2 separate regions of the Homo sapiens genome follow, and region 2 is linked to region 1. A link is a loop called in an ENCODE intact Hi-C map of the cell type or tissue named here. Cell type or tissue: endothelial cell of umbilical vein. All regions are shown on one strand.

Region 1 (8,000 bases):
TTTTCTGTTGGGTTGCTACTTTAAAAATGAATTCATGGGAGCTCCTTATGCTTTGTTGATATGATATTAATCTTGTGTAGGTTTTAGGTACTGCAAATATCTTCTTCCAGTTTATAGTTTATCTTTTCACTCTTTTTATTTTTTTAACTTTTAATTTTTTTTTTTTGAGACGGAGTCTCGCTCTGTCACCCAGGCTGGAGTGCAGTGGCTCACTGCAACCTCCGTCTCCCTGGTTTAGATGATTCTTGTGCCTCAACCTCCCAAGTAGCTGGGATTACAGGTGTCTTCCACCAATGTCTTGCTAATTTCTTGTATTTTTAGTAGAGACGGGGTTTCACTATGTTGGCCAGGCTGGTCTCAAACTCCTGACCTCAGGTGATCCGCCTGCCTCAGCATCCCGAAGTTTTGGGATTACAGGCGTGAGCCACCGCGCCCGGCTTATCTTTTCACTTTTTGATGTAAGAAGGTCTTAATTTTGTGATAGTCAAAATTTCTAATCTTTTTTGATGGTTAAATGCCTTTTTGTGTCTCATTCACTTACATTTTGTAATAAAAGTTTTAAAGTTTTGTTTCTGACATGTAAGTCTTGGTCCATCTGGAATTTAATGTTTGTATATAGAGTGAAGTAGGAATATAATTTCATTTTGTTTCCTATATCAATAACCATTATTTTTCTATTCTATTTATTGAAAAGTCCTTCCTTTCCTTGCTGATCTGCCATGTGATCTACATCACATATCAAAGATTAAATTTATGGAGATTTGTTTGGGAGCTCTCTATCTGTTTCATTGGTCAGTTTATCAGTTAAGACCACACTGTCTTAATTGCCACAGCTTTATAAAAGTTCTGATATTTGGCAGGATAAATCTTTCCTCTTCTTCAATAATGTCTTTGATATTCTTGGCCCTTTCCCTTTTCCATATATATATATATATATATATATATATATATAAAATTATATAATAGAGAGAGAGACAGGGTCTCACTCTGTTGCCCAGGCTGGAGTACAGTGGTGCAATCGTAGCTCACTGCAGACTTGAACTCCTGGGCTCAAGAGCTCCTCCTACCTCAGCCTCCCAGGTAACTAGGACTCTAGGCATGCACCACCACATACAGCTATTTTTTTAAAACATGACTATTTCTTTTTGTAAAGATAGGGATCTTGCTATGCTACCCAGGCTGGTCTCAAACTTTTGGCCTCAACCAATCCTCCTCCCTCAGATTCCCAAAGTGCTGGGATTACAAGTGTGAGCTACCACACCTGGCTCTATTTTCCATATTTTAAGACCATATTTTAAAAGCTGCTCAACCCTGCTTTTTTCTCTTGGTGCTACTTGTAACTCCCTTACTTAGCCTTGGAAATACTGTTAGTGAAGAAAATCTAAAGAATAGAAAAATAAAATATTTTTTTTCTTCCAATTGCAAAAGAACAGATGCCCTCCTGAATCATAAAGCTAGTTGTGATAAATTGGTGAACTGAGAGCCTACACAGTAGTATTAATTCTGTTCTAATTTCTGCCTAACTGTGGAGTCTCATCACATAGTCTTAAAAGATTATTGCTATGAAATATTCTTATACATGTAACCCATAACCCCTGCAGTTGCCATTGGTTGTCTTACCTAATAATCAATTGCTCCGCTTCATAATATTTAAATTGGCATCTCCATTTTCCAAAAGGCATAAATACTAGTATAGTTTTTTAGTTAAGCCAGAAGAAAGTCCACTTCATTTTTTATTTTATTTTATTTATATATTTTTTTGAGACAGAGTCTCACTCTGTCGCCCAGGCTAGAGTGCAGTGGCGTGATCTCGGCTCACTGCAACCTCTGCCTCCCAAGTTTAAGCAATTCTCCTGTCTTAGTCTCCCGAGTAGCTGGGACTACATGCACCCGCTACCACGCCTGGCTAATTTTTTTTGTATTTTTAGTAGGGACAGGGTTTCACAGTGTTAGCCAGGATGGTCTTGATCTCCTGACCTCATGATCCACCCACCTCAGCCTCCCAAAGTGCTGGGATTACAGGCGTGAGCCACCTCGTCTGGCCAGAAAGTCCACTTTATTTACTAACGTAACTTATACGTAAAGGCTTAATAAATCTCCCTGCTTCTTTTCTTTCGCATCTTAACAACCACTGAAAATAATATTTCTATAGCAGTTGAGGGTAAATGGACAATGGCTTTTGTGGCCAGAGGTGAATGGCCCAGGGGCTCCAGCACTCCAGGTCCCACTGAGCCTGCCCCACGGCTGAGGGCATCGGTATTTCCACACACCTATAATGCTCGGTGCCCCAGAACAGAGATCGGATGCTCTCCTTTATTCAAATGGCGAGTTGAGGGTATTGTAACTGTAATTTAATTAATAAATATGTACACACTGTTAAAATCTGGTTGGATTTGTGTCCCTTCGCAAAACAAATTGCTGAAATGAAACCACAGAGTTAACATAATTGAGTACGTCTGCTTCTATGAGAGGCTGTTCTAAAATCTAATTAGAATCTAATTTGAAATGTCAATAAAAAGTTTAAATATTCAACTCAATTATTTTTAGATTATTTTAGTTATTTTTATTACTTTATTGTTATAAAATGCTTGTTTTTAAAAAATGAATCAATATAAAAAAGAAGAAGATGACCAATAAGCATTCCCACCTCCATGATCTAGAAATAGCTGTCATCAATCCAGGAAAACACCATGCCATTCTCTCTCCTCTTGGCACATGCACAGACAGATAGAAGGATGGGAAAATAGACAGGTGGGCCGGGCATGGTGGCTCAGGCCTGTAATACCGGCACTTTGGGAGGCCGAGGCGGGTGGATCACCTGAGGTCAGGAGTTTGAGACCAGCCTAGCCAACATGGTGAAACCCCATCTCTACTTAAAATAAACACACACACACACACACACACACACACACACACACACACACACACACAATATTAGCCAGGCGTGGTGGTGGGCGCCTGTAATCCCAGCTACTCAGGAGGCTGAGGCAGGAGAATCGCTTGAACCCGGGAGGTGGAGGTTGCAGTGAGCCAAGATCGCGCCATTGCACTCCAGCCTGGACAACAGAGTGAGACTCCATCTCAAAAAAAAAAAAAAGAAAAGAAAAATAGACGAGGAAAGATGGATAGACAAAAATAATTCTGCATAAATGAGACTGCTACAGTGCTCATTTGTATAAAAAGCATTAATTTGCATTTGTTTGCATTTTGAAGCTCTGTTGTTGGATGCATACATTCAGGATCTCTGTCTTTTTGATGATTTTTAAATCATTATGTAATGTGTCTCTTTACATAAAGATTTTTAAATTATAATGTAATGTTTCTTATTACATTATGTAATGTCCTTATTAACTTTTTTTGGAAATCTATTTTATCTGTTATCAATACAACCACTTTTGGGTTTTTTTTTTTTTTTTTTTTTTTTTGAGACGGAGTTTCACTCTTGTTGCCCAGGCTGGAGTGCAGTGGTGCAATCTCGGCTCACTGCAACCTCTGCCTCCTGGGTTCAAGTGATTCTCCTGCCTCAGCCTCCTGAGTAGCTGGGATTAGAGGCATGTGCCACCACGCCCGGCTAATTTTTGTATTTTTAGTAGAGACGGGGTTTCTCCATGTTGGTCAGGCTGGTCTCGAACTCCCAACCTCAGGTGATCCTCCTGCCTTGGCCTCCCAAAGTGCTGGGATTACAGGCATGAGCCACCACGCCTGGCCAACTCTTGCTTATTACTGATGTTAGCATAACATATCTTTTTTCTTTTCTTTTCTTCTCTTTTCTTTTCTTTCTTTTCTTTTCTTTTCTTTTTTTTTTTAGTGTCAACTTATTTATGCTGTATTTGAAGTGAGGTTCTTGTAGATGGCATGTAGTTGGGTTATGTTTTATTTTCTTTAAACTGCCATCTCTATTCTTTACATCAAAGGTAAATTGATAGACCATGTACTTTTAAAGTAATTCTTGATGTGTTAGAGCTTAATTCTGCCATTTTATTATTTGTTTTCTGTTTGTTTCCTGTTTCCCTGTTCTAGTCTTCCCATGGGATACTTGATCACTTTTAAAATTCCATCTTGTTTAATTTATACTGTATTTGAGTATATCACTTTACATAGCTCTCTCGGTGGTTGCTGTAGGTATTACAGTATATATCTATAACTTAGCCTATTGCTATCAACATTTAACTCCTTGCAGTGGAGCATTGAAAACTTACTTTCATTTAGGTCTTTATCCTCTCTACTTTTTAGGTATAATTCTTTCAAATATTTATTTTTTTATATTGAGCATTCCAACATATGCTATTACAATTTTTGCTTTAATCATCAAATATGATTTCAGAAATTCATAAGAAGAAGGCAAGTCTATTATATTTATCTTTAGTTTTACTCATTCCATGGTTCTTACTTTCCTCTCAAGTTCTTGGCCTTCTTCTGTTATCATTTCCTTTCTATCTGGAAAAATTACTTCAGCTATTCTTTAGTGGTAGGCGTGCTAGTGACAAATTCTCTTTGTTTTCTTTGGTCTGAGGGCGTTTTCATTTATTTCCCCTTCCTTTCTGAAGAATATTTTCTTTGAATATAGAATGTGCAGTTGACGTTTTCTTTCAGACTTGCAAATTGTCACGTCACCTCCTCTGGCCTCTGTGATTTTGGATGATTTCTGTTGTTATTTGGGTTGGTGTTCCCCTGCAGGAAACGTTTCATTTCTTACTGATTGTTTTTAAGATTGCTTTCTTTGTTAAAAAGTCAGGAAACAACAGGTGCTGGAGAGGATGTGGAGAAATAGGAACACTTTTACACTGTTGGTGGGACTGTAAACTAGTTCAACCATTGTGGAAGTCAGTGTGGCGATTCCTCGGGGATCTAGAACTAGAAATACCATTTGACCCAGCCATCCCATTACTGGGTATATGCCCAAAGAATTATAAATCATGCTGCTATAAAGACATATGCACACGTGTGTTTATTGCGGCACTATTCACAATAGCAAAGACTTGGAACCAACCCAAATGTCCAACAATGATAGACTGGATTAAGAAAATGTGGCACATATACACCATGGAGTACTATGCAGCCATAAAAAATGATGAGTTCATGTCCTTTGTAGGGACATGGATGAAGCTGGAAACCATCATTGTCAGCAAACTATCGCAAGGACAAAAAACCAAACACCGCGTGTTCTCACTCATAGGTGGGAATTGAACAATGAGAACACATGGACACAGGAAGGGGAACATCACACACTGGGGCCTGTTGTGGGGTGGGGGGAGGGGGGAGGGATAGCATTAGGAGATATACCTAATGTTAAATGACGAGTTAATGGGTGCAGCACACCAACATGGCACATGTATACATATGTAACAAACCTGCATGTTGTGCACATGTACCCTAAAACTTAAAGTATAATAAAAAAAAAGAAAAAAAAACAAAATAAAAAAAAAGATTGCTTTCTTTGCCTTTTGCTTTTGGAAGTTTGATTATGATGTGTCTTGGTAGGGACTGCTTTGGATTTATTTAACTTGGAGTTCACTCAGATTTTCTTGAATCTGAAGACTTATGTCTTTCACCAAATTTGGGATGTTTTCAGCTGTTATTTCTCTAAATTCTTTTTTCAGCTTCTTATGATGTCTTTTCTCCTTGTATGACTCCAGTGAAATGAACGCTAGAACTTTTGTTATTTCAAGGCTTCCTGAGACTCTATTTTTTTCAGCCCATGTGTCTCTGTTCAGATTGAGTCATTTCTATTTACCGTTCTTATCTTCATCATCTCCTTCTTCCATTGAGCTAATTCAACAAGATTTTTTTTTTTTACTTGGGTGGTTGTATTTTACTTGAATTTAACAGAAAAAAATGACTAAAGTAAAAGTGAAGTCAATGCTAATCTTTTTTTTTTCTTTTTTTTTTTTGAGACAGAGTCTTGCTGTGTCACCCAGATCAGAATGTAGTGGCGCAATCCCAGCTCCCTGCAATTTCTGCCTCTGGGTTCAAGCAATTCTCGTGCCTCAGCCTCCCAAGTAGCTGAGATTAGAGGCGTGTGCCACCACGCCCCACTAATTTTTGTGTTTCTGGTAGAGACAGGGTTTTGCCATGCTGCCCAGGCTGGTCTGGAACTTTTGGGCTCAAGCAATCCAACTGCCTTGGCCTCCCAAAGTGCTGGGATGACAGGTGTGAGCCACCACGCCCAGACTAAATATAATTTTCCTATAAAATTTTTGAAAGGGTTTTTATAGTATAGACCTAACATTTTAATTAATTTTTATTCTTATATTTTTCATTTTGATAGGATAACATTTTTTTGAGATCTGAAATGTCCTTGGAGGTCCTTATGGCTTTGTGGCCCTAGACACTGCCTGTTGTGTACTGCCCAGTGGCTCCAGACCTCTTTTCTTTGGTGGGAGCGGATCTGGCACCTGGATGGGCCTTGCCAACATTTTCTTTCCCTTTTTGTTGACCATCGTCTCCTTCTGAAGTTTACAGCCTGACCTGTTTCTGTGTCTGGTTACTCCAGGTGACTTGTGCTTTTTCTGTTGTCTTTAGGTGTTAAGAGAGGTAGAACTTGTTATTAGGCTTCATTTTGTCATCTTTAACCCAAAGTCTTACAATTTTTATAAAAGTAAAAGCCATCATTGTTGGTCCTTTGTCAGTGACAGCTATCTAAACAAAGACATTAGCAGCTTTTTAGATATTTAAGGAAGTGTCTGTCATTCTTTGGTTGTCATTTCTTCAGGAAACATGTTTTCCTAAACTACTCCAAATTAAATTAAATTAATCCTACAGTTGGTCTAATTTAATTTCAGTTACTTTTTTTTTTCTTTTCTGAGACAGGGTCTCATTCTGTCACCCAGGCTGAAGTGTAGGGGTGCAATCATAGCTTACTGCAGCCTCAAACTTCTAGGCTCAAGAGATGCTGCCACCTCAGCCTCCCAAGTAGCTGGGACTACAGGTGTGCGCCACCATGCCTGACTAATTGAAAATTTTTTTTGGAGAAGTGGGGCCTCACTATGTTGCCCAAGCTGGTCTCAAATACTTGAGCTCAAGTGATCCTCTTACCTTGGCCTCCCAAAGTGCTAGAATTATGAGCCACCACGCCTGGCCCAATTAGTTGCTTTTTAAATAGCTCAAAAGGTTTTTCATCCTTTTAACCAAAGTTGCGCAAACCTAAAGCATTATTCCTTTTGGTCATTGAGTAGATGAAGGGATGAATATAGTTCAGTTTGCTTATTACTAAAATATGTTAGTAATAACACCTTTTATTCAGATCACTGCATGTTGGCTCCTTCTCATTTTCCATTTTCATGATAAACACACCCAAAGCTCAGCTCACTGTATTTACTTTCTTTTCATGATACTGGTTCCTAAGTTTTTTTTCTGTTTGCTTCATCGTATTTTGAACAATTTTCTATTAAATTAGGATACTTTAAAAGTTTGTCTTTCCAATTGTCTTATTTAGACAAACTCTATAAAGTTATTTGTTCTGCCTGATATTTTTGATGTTTGATGATGTTAATAATGTATTATTTTCAAAGCAATTTGTGGTTTCTACACTGATATTGGAAAAAGAATAAAGTGATGAAGTTAACAGGTGTTTTTAAAAATGTGAATAACAGGAAAATTTGTTTTGTTTTGTTTTGTCTTTGAAGTCTGTCACAGGCTAGATTTGAAGGTTTATGAAGGATGGGGCAAAATTATCTGGGGAAAGTTGCATCCTATGACCTCAGGCTGACTTCAAGTAAGAGAGAATGGATTTGATAAAGGCATTGTCATTCTTGGAGTATTTGCATCTTGGCAGAGGAACCTGGAGAGGGAGCATAGAAGAATTGTTTAAGATGCTGGATCCCTGTAACCTCCATTTACATTTTGTTGGGCCATTGTCATTTGGGGGAACATATGAAAAAGAAAAGATCATTATGATGCTACAATAATGCACATCACATAGAATTGCAATGATTTGTTGGTTGTTCATTCCAGGCCAAGAACTGTGAGTTTCTCCAGCCAAAGGTCTTGTATTTATTGAT
Region 2 (8,000 bases), 110 kb before region 1:
ATGCACGTTAATTATTTGGGTAAATAAAAAATCTTTAAGAGAAAAATGTTGGTTTGACAACCTGGTAATACCTACCAAAATTAAAACTGAATATGCCCTTTGACACAATTCTACTTCTAGAAATTCATCCTACAGATACAGATGTTCAAAGAAATACAAAGATGGGTATTTTGTTACTTTGAAAAGCAAAATATGGGAAACTTCTTAAATGTCTGGGACTGATTAAACTGTACACCTCAAGCAGCAGTAAAAAAAAAAAAAAAAGGTTTGTATTATCAGATATGTGCTGAAATGGGAAAATCACTACAATATATTCCTATAATACAGTCATAAGTGAAAACAAGGTAGCAAATGGGTTTCAATGCTATTTGGACACTACTCATGGCTCAGGTATACTATTGTACCAAGAACTCCCTGGTAAGGAGAAAGACACTAAAATCTGTACTTACCTCTTTGAAAAGAAACAGGAGACATACTTCAGCAGGTAATGGGAAACCTGAATCAGAAAGATAGCAAAACTATTACATATTACAGTTATCTAATTTTTACTTTGTGGTAAATGTAAAAATTAGTAACTTACAGTCAGATTTGAAGTTTTCTGCTTTACATACAGGGTCATGACATTTTTGATACCAAACTTCATTTTTCAGATCAACCAGAATCCTTTATGTTTAAAAAAAAAAAAAAAGTATTAATACCAAGACTGGGTAGAAAACAAAATCCAGCTGCATGCTGTTCCAAGAAATATGCCTAAGACTTAAAGATGGAGAAAAATTAAAAAGTAAAAGGATAAGGATAGATACATACCAATCAAAACGGTGGTTGCCAAAAATCACACAAAATGAACTGCAGGGCAAAAAGTAGATACTGATGAAAGTTCCCCCAGGAAGATGTAACAATTCTCAACCTGTACTCACCAAATAATACAGCTGCAAAATATGTGAGCAAAAATGGACAGGACCACAATGATAAACAAATCTACCATAAATCAAGGTTTTTAAAAAACATACTCTCAGTAATTTATAGATCAAAGGATAACCACAAAAAAGGTCCAATAAGGATACAGAAAAAATGAATGACAAAAAGCAATTAAGAAGTTTGATCTAATAGGTAAATATGAAGCAGTTCTTTATAAAACCAATTCCATGCTAGCTATAAAGTGAATTTTATCAAATTTAAAATCATCACTTCATACAGAACACATCTGAGCATAAAGCAAATTTTAGAAATAAAACTAATAGAAATCCATAATTTGGAAATTAAGAACAACTTGAAACAACCAATGGTTCAAGGAAAAATAGTGGAAATTAGAAAACGCTTAGACCTGAGTGGACTGGAAGTGTACATATTAAAATATGTGAAATGCAGCTAAAGTCACCTTTAGAGGGTAATTTATAGTCTTAAAATCTTGTGTTATGAAAGAAGAATAGCTAAAGATACATGGATTAAGTGACTAACGTGGAAAACAACGAACTGAATAAAGAGACCAGCCTGGCCAACATAGTGAAACCCCGTCTATACTGAAAATACAAAAATTAGCTGGGCGTGGTGGGGGGCACCTGTAATCCCAGCTACTTGGGAGGCTGAGGCAGGAGAATCACTTGAACCTGGGAGGCGGAGGTTGCAGTGAGCCAAGCTGGTGCCACTGCTCTCCAGCCCGGGTGACAGTGTGAGACTCTGTCTCTAAATAAATAAATAAGTAAATAAATAAATAAAAGGCAGGCAGTCATAAAGAGACAAAAGTAAAAAGAATCAACGAGGCCTACATTTGAAGAAAATGAAATTAGGGTAAAATTGATTTAAAAATAAGGCAAAGACACAAATGTTATTAGAAATTAAATGCATCATATGTTTTTAAGAAAACAATATTGTGAACAACTTTTGCCAGTAACTTTGAAAGTTTTTGTAAAATAAAGTACTACATAAAAATAAACTAAGCAAACTTAAAAAGCAACAGAAAACCTAAACAATCCTATAATCACTAAAATTCTTAAAGATTTGATTAAATAGTTGAAAATGTTCCCACATTTTACAGAAAAGGAAATAAGATGGTTAACACTCCCCATGGCAGTAGGTGAGGTGTGGGATGGGGAGGTGGTAAGGGACCTGCACCCAGGAGCAAAAAAAGGCAGGTGACTTAGTCTAATCTTCCCTTAAACATTCTAGTAACAGGCCTCCCAATTAATGAGCTAATAATGCTGTGGCTCCCAAACTGTACAGGAAGGTGCCCCGGGCACTGCAGGATATTGAAATACTGCTAGAAAACACAGTGATACTTGACATTTCTTGAGCAATCTGAAAACTCCTTGCCTGCAGTTCACATGTGACTTCATTCCTTTCATTCATGCTCCATCTTTGTAGAGCTGGGCTTTGGGGTGTGGTTGTAATAGAAAGCACCATTAACATCAGGCCGGGCATGGTGGCTCGCGCCTGTAATCCCAGCACTTTGGGAGGCCGAGGTGGGTGGATCACAAGGTCAGGAGTTCGAGACCAGCCTGGCCAACATGGTGAAACCGCATCTCTAATAAAAATACAACAAAAATTAGCCAGGCGTGGCGGTGGGCACCTGTAATCCCAGCTACTCGGGGGGCTGAGGCAGGAGAATTGCTTGAAGCCAGGAGGCAGAGGTTGCAGTGAGCCGAGATTGCACCACTGCACTTCAGCCTGGGTGACAGAGCAAGACTCCATCTCAAAAAAAAAAAAAAAAAAAAAAAAGCACCATTAACATCAATGGAGAACAAGGTATGAGTTGGGGAGGGTGGGGTCTAATCTGATTCCAGGGTTTAAGAGTGCATACATAGGCCTGGTGAGGTGGTTCACACCTGTAATTCCAGCATTTTGGGAGGCTGAGGTGGGAGGATAGCTTGAAGGCTGGAGTTCAAGGCCAACCTGGGCAAGAGAGGGAGATCCCACCTACAAAAAATTTAAAAATTAACCAGCCATGGTGGCACACCTGTAGTCTAAACTACGTGAGAGGCTGAAGCAGGAAGATCGCTCAAGCCCAGGAGATCAAGGCTGCAGTGAGCTCCTGCACTCTGTCCTCAAGCCTGGGCCATCACACTGCACTCAAGCCTGGGCGACAGGGCGAGACCCTGTCTCAAAAAAATGAAAAAATGGAGAGTATACATCCCATTAATAAGTAATTGTATTTAAGAATGAAAAGTGGCTTTTTTTTTTAGTTTATGGATACTATTATTCAAACTGCTACTAAACTGTTCGGACATAAACACTTACCAAGTTGTTTGAAATTCATTACCAGAGCTCGGGTATTTCTGTCAGCCTCAGAGAAAATGTGAAGAAACAAAGACACCAGGGGAACCATGAACCAAGAAAATCGGGGAACGTCTGGACCAAACGCTAGGAGTTCAGTCCTTACCTACAGAATGCTCTTCGTAGGACGTTTCTGACTTTAGAACTGCATTTGGTAAAAAGTCTAGAATCAATGCATTATGAGGCATGCTTTCCGGAAATGTCACCCAGCTGTGCAACTTGAGTGTAAAATGCAGGTGATTCACAACCTCGGTGCTTCCTGCTGTGTGCATGGATTGCTCACGCCTGCCTCGGGTTTCCTCCTGAGTCAGAAAGAGCAGGAAGGGCCAGGGGAGCCGGGCCAGATGCCCCGGGCCTCACTCTGCCCCATTTGTGCCTTTTCATTCCTTGTATTCCTACATTATTAGTAAAGCTTGACACTGGGCAAGATTTCTGATCTGTGTGGATGTAATTTGATTATCCATCCTCAACTTCATTAGTAATCAGGGAAATTCCCAAGAAAACTACAATATTGTTTTACATCTGCCAGATGAGCAAAACCAATTTTTTAATCCTAACAATACTAAAGTGTTGGTGAGAATATGGAACAGTAGAAAAATCTCAAAACACTGCTGGCAGGACTATAAACTGGCACACCCATTTGGGAAAACAATTTATGATCTAGTAAAATTAATTATGTGCATATTCCACGACACAGCAAGTCCACTTTGAGAAACTCTAGCACATGTATACTAGGTGATATGTACAACACGGTTCCCACCTTCACGGTTTATAATAGCAACCCAAATGTCCACTGTGGGAAAACAGATAAACTGTGGCCTATTTATATTTATACACATGGCATGCTGCACAATAGTGACACAAATAAGCAACAGCTACATACTGCAACGTGGGTGAAAATCACAGATATGCTACCGCAAGGCAAGGGAGAGGATGCGATTCGAAAACAAGCAAAAGAAAACACTATATTGTTTATGGCCGGGCACGGTGGCTCATGCCTGTAATCCCAGCACTTTGGGAAGCCAAGGCAGGCAGATCACCTGAGGTCGGGAGTTCGAGACCAGCCAGACCAACATGCAGAAACCCCGTCTCTACTAAAAATACAAAAAATTAGCTGGGCATGGTGGCGCATGCCTGTAATCCCAGCTACTCGGGAGGCTGAGGCCGGAGAATTGCTTGAACCCGGGAGACAGAGGTTGCAGTGAGCCGAGATCGTGCGATTGCACCCCAGCCTGGGCGACAAGAGCAAAACTCTGTCTCAAAAAACAAAAGAAAAGAAAAAGAAAACAGTATATTGTTTAGAGATATGAACGTATATGGGAGAAATCATAAAAGCGAGGAAAAGATGAACACAAAATCGGGATACTGGCTACCATCTCTGAGGGCCAGGGAGAGAAGGAAATTGGGGTTGGGCCCACAGGTGCTTCTGAGGTTTGATCAGCTTCTGGTTGTTAAGGTGGGCGGCAGATACAACAGGTGGTCACTTTAGTCTTTAAAATGTGCGTATACAAGTGTGTTATCGGCTGGGTGCGGTGGCTCACACCTGTAATCCCAGCACTTTGGGAGGCCAAGGCGGGCAGATCACTTGAGGTCAGGAGTTTGAGACCAGCCCAGCCAACATAGTGAAACTCCGTCTCTACTAAAATTACAAAAATTAACCGGGCATGGTAGTACACACTTGTAATCCCAGCTACTTGAGAGGCTAAGGCAGGAGAATCACTTGAATCAAGGAAGCGGAGGTTGCAGTGAGCTGAGATCATGCCACTGCACTCCAGCCTGGGCAACGGAGTGAGATTCCATCTCAGAAAATAAAAAAAAGTGTGTTATCTATACTTTTGTATGTATGATATATTCCACGGTTAAAAAACAGAATAGATTATGGAGACATAATACAAGGTGTTATGATCACCATGTAATAATGATTTTTTGGTAAGTTAATACGCATAGAAAAAAGAACAGAAGAAACGTCAACTGATAGCTGCAGTTATGCCCTGGCTGTGGCACTGTATCTCCTTCGTGTTTTCTACGTTATAGCTTTGTGTATTGAGCATATAGTTTTTGCAAGCTTTTTTTAAACTGAATTAATCTAAGTATATCAAGTATGGCACTGAACCATGCTACCCAATGTGTTTCCAGCTTCCCAGCAAGAGCTTCCCGATCATTCCCCATGTCCAGCACACAGGCCGCATATGCTTGAGGATACGGGAGTTGCTTTGACATGAAATAAAAAACAGCAAAATTTCTCACCTCATAACTGATAACTACTGGGTATCTATTTATCTCTATTCTAATCACATCCTTTTATATTTTAAAGTTCTATTTCTGGCTTTACTTCATCCTTTACTTTCCCTCCTCTTCCCATGGGCGTTTTAAAGAAAATCTCTAAAACAGGGCCTGGCATATATAGCAAGCATTCAATAAATACTAGTTCCCTCAGTACCATGCTGTGTCTTGAACGAGTTAACACAATCCTAGCTCCAGCTCTTAACACTAACTGAGGAGATCCCTTCTTGCCCAAACCTGCGCACTTTCGACGTAGAGTCCATAAGGTGGCAAGGGCCAATGGCAACAGGAAGGACAGGCATGCTTCCCATCCTCACTGCTCCCTGCCCACAGCCTTCTCCCAGCCCTGCTCAACCCCACCTTTGTCCTCTCCACATATACTAAGGGGTTATCTTAGCAAAGAAAGTACACATAAAGCTGACATGCTAGAAGCAACGCAATAATCACAACATTTAAATTAAATATTATGTAATGCTAACCATATACAACAAATAGAAATTTAATACAACAGCTGAGTGCAGTGGCTCACACCTGTAATCCCAGGACTTTGGGAGGCTGAGGTGGGTGGATCACAAGGTCAGGAGTTCGAGACCAGCCTGGCCAACATGGTGAAACCTTGTCTCTACTAAAAATACAAAAATTAGCTGGGTGTAGTGGCAGGCGCCTGTAATCCCAGCTACTTAGGAGGCTGAGGCAGGAGAATTGCTAGAACCCAGGAGGCGGAGGTTGCACTGAGCCGCGATCGCGCCACTGTACTCCAGCCTGGGCGACAGAGCAAGATTTCGTCTTGGAAAAAAAAAAGAAATTTAATACAACTAAATTTATTTTTAAAACAAAATAGTTTTCATATTCGCAACTTTAAAAGTTATAAATATTTAAAATATAATATTGGTTAAATACACACAAATCATTAATATTACTTACATTATATTATTACTCTTATGGGCTCTTCCAATGTTTTCACACCACCGATATTTACAAATATCATAAACCAGTAATTCTTCTGGGAAAAAGTAGTTCCAACGCCGAATTCCTAAAATGCAAATAATGTTTCTAAAGCTACTATCACTCTATCATATAACAGTTAACAAAGGATGAGATTAACTTTACCTCCTTTAATGCCATCTTTATTCACCAAAGAAAGAACAAAATGATCAACTTCAGGATAGGGAGAACACTGAAAACCTTCAATGGTTTCTACTGCAACAGAGAGAATGGTTTATAAATTACAATAGCTGAAAGTTGAGAAGTTAAATTTTGATTAAATGTTGTTGAGCACAATTACGGGTTTTGCAATCTCTCAGCCTTCCCTCACTCTTTGCAATTTCAGTCAATTCATGTTTGTGACACTACAAGGAAGCAGGTAAGATTCAAACCTCTCAATTAGGTCAAATGTTAACTAATTTCATAAAAAGCGTTTGAAATAATTTCAACTGCTGTCTTCATTTTGGCAAAGAGAAAGGCAGTCCCTCACGTCCATAACAGGCCTAGCTCCATCAGCCAGGTCTTGGTGTTGCCATGCACTAGCCTGGCACGCCTACCTCAGCCGGGCATTCTCCTGTGAACACAGGCAATCTCACAGAACTTCAACAACAGATAAGGCCCCTGTGGTCATGAGGACTCAAGGCACAAAGATAACCACTCTGTAATCATGTCCCAACACAGGCAAAACAGGAACATCTTCCAAACCACAAACATGACCAACACCCCCGATCCCAGCTAACAGAAGCAACTGCTGGTTTTTTTGTTTGTTTTTTTTAACAAAGTACAGTGTTAATTTCTATTCTGATTTCCTTTCAGTTAAGCTTTACTAAGAAAACCAGTCCTAGAATTGTCCCTAACAACACCCAACTCAGAACAAACCCCAAACTTCCTGGTATACTCCCCCAAGCCACCCATTCCAAGCCCAAATCCAATCCTCCCGGTCCTTTCCAACCTCCTCTTCCCAAGATGCCCCACTTTACTGAAGTTTCCCATGGTGTGTGCTCACCATTGCTTTCCTGGCAATACACTCAGCTGACCTGCTACAGGTGTGTGCCCTGAGACCTTTAGCTGGAAGGTACTGACAATACAATTATATTTTCTATCTAAAAAGCTACTGTAGTAATTTAGAATGACCTATTTTAAATATCATTTAATTTTTTTTTTTTCTTGAGACAGAGTCTTGCTCTGTTGCCCAGGCTGGAGTGCAGTGGCGCGATCTCGGCTCACTGCAAGCTCGGCCTTCTGGGTTCAAGCGATTCTCCTGCCTCAGCCTCCTGAGTAGCTGGGATTACAGGCGTGCAACACCACGCCTTGCTAATTTTTGTATTTTTAGTAGAGACGGGGTTTCACTGCATTGGTCAGGCTGGTCTTGAACTCCTGACCTCATGATCCGCCTGCCTTGGCCTCCCAAAGTGCTGGGATTACAGGCGTGAGCCACCGTACCCAGCCAGTATCATTTAATT

What was found. Hi-C counts contacts between places; a loop is a spot of excess contacts. Peaks named below come from ENCODE experiments on the same cell type or tissue, not always from the same donor. Only the 100,000 strongest peaks of a DNase experiment are listed, where the experiment ranks them.
Region 2: a loop joins it to region 1, with 8 times the contacts of the local background. A loop is called at or near these places in 1 of 110 quality-filtered maps.

What each region holds. Positions count from the first base shown.
Region 1 is chr4:184,571,612-184,579,611 of GRCh38, reverse strand. No RefSeq gene overlaps it. Among named protein-coding and RNA genes, the nearest start is that of LINC02427, 38 kb to the right of the region's middle. In endothelial cell of umbilical vein, no CTCF peak of the experiment used is centred here; DNase peaks (open chromatin) are centred at 4,531 and 5,691; H3K27ac peaks cover 2,240 bases.
Region 2 is chr4:184,684,162-184,692,161 of GRCh38, reverse strand. It overlaps PRIMPOL (primase and DNA directed polymerase), which reads right to left. Exons shown (of 14, transcript NM_152683.4): 10 at 6,664-6,753; 11 at 6,478-6,586; 12 at 581-663; 13 at 450-496. Among named protein-coding and RNA genes, the nearest start is that of PRIMPOL, 38 kb to the right of the region's middle. RefSeq lists an enhancer at 2,789-3,988. In endothelial cell of umbilical vein, no CTCF peak of the experiment used is centred here; a DNase peak (open chromatin) is centred at 3,541; H3K27ac peaks cover 2,491 bases.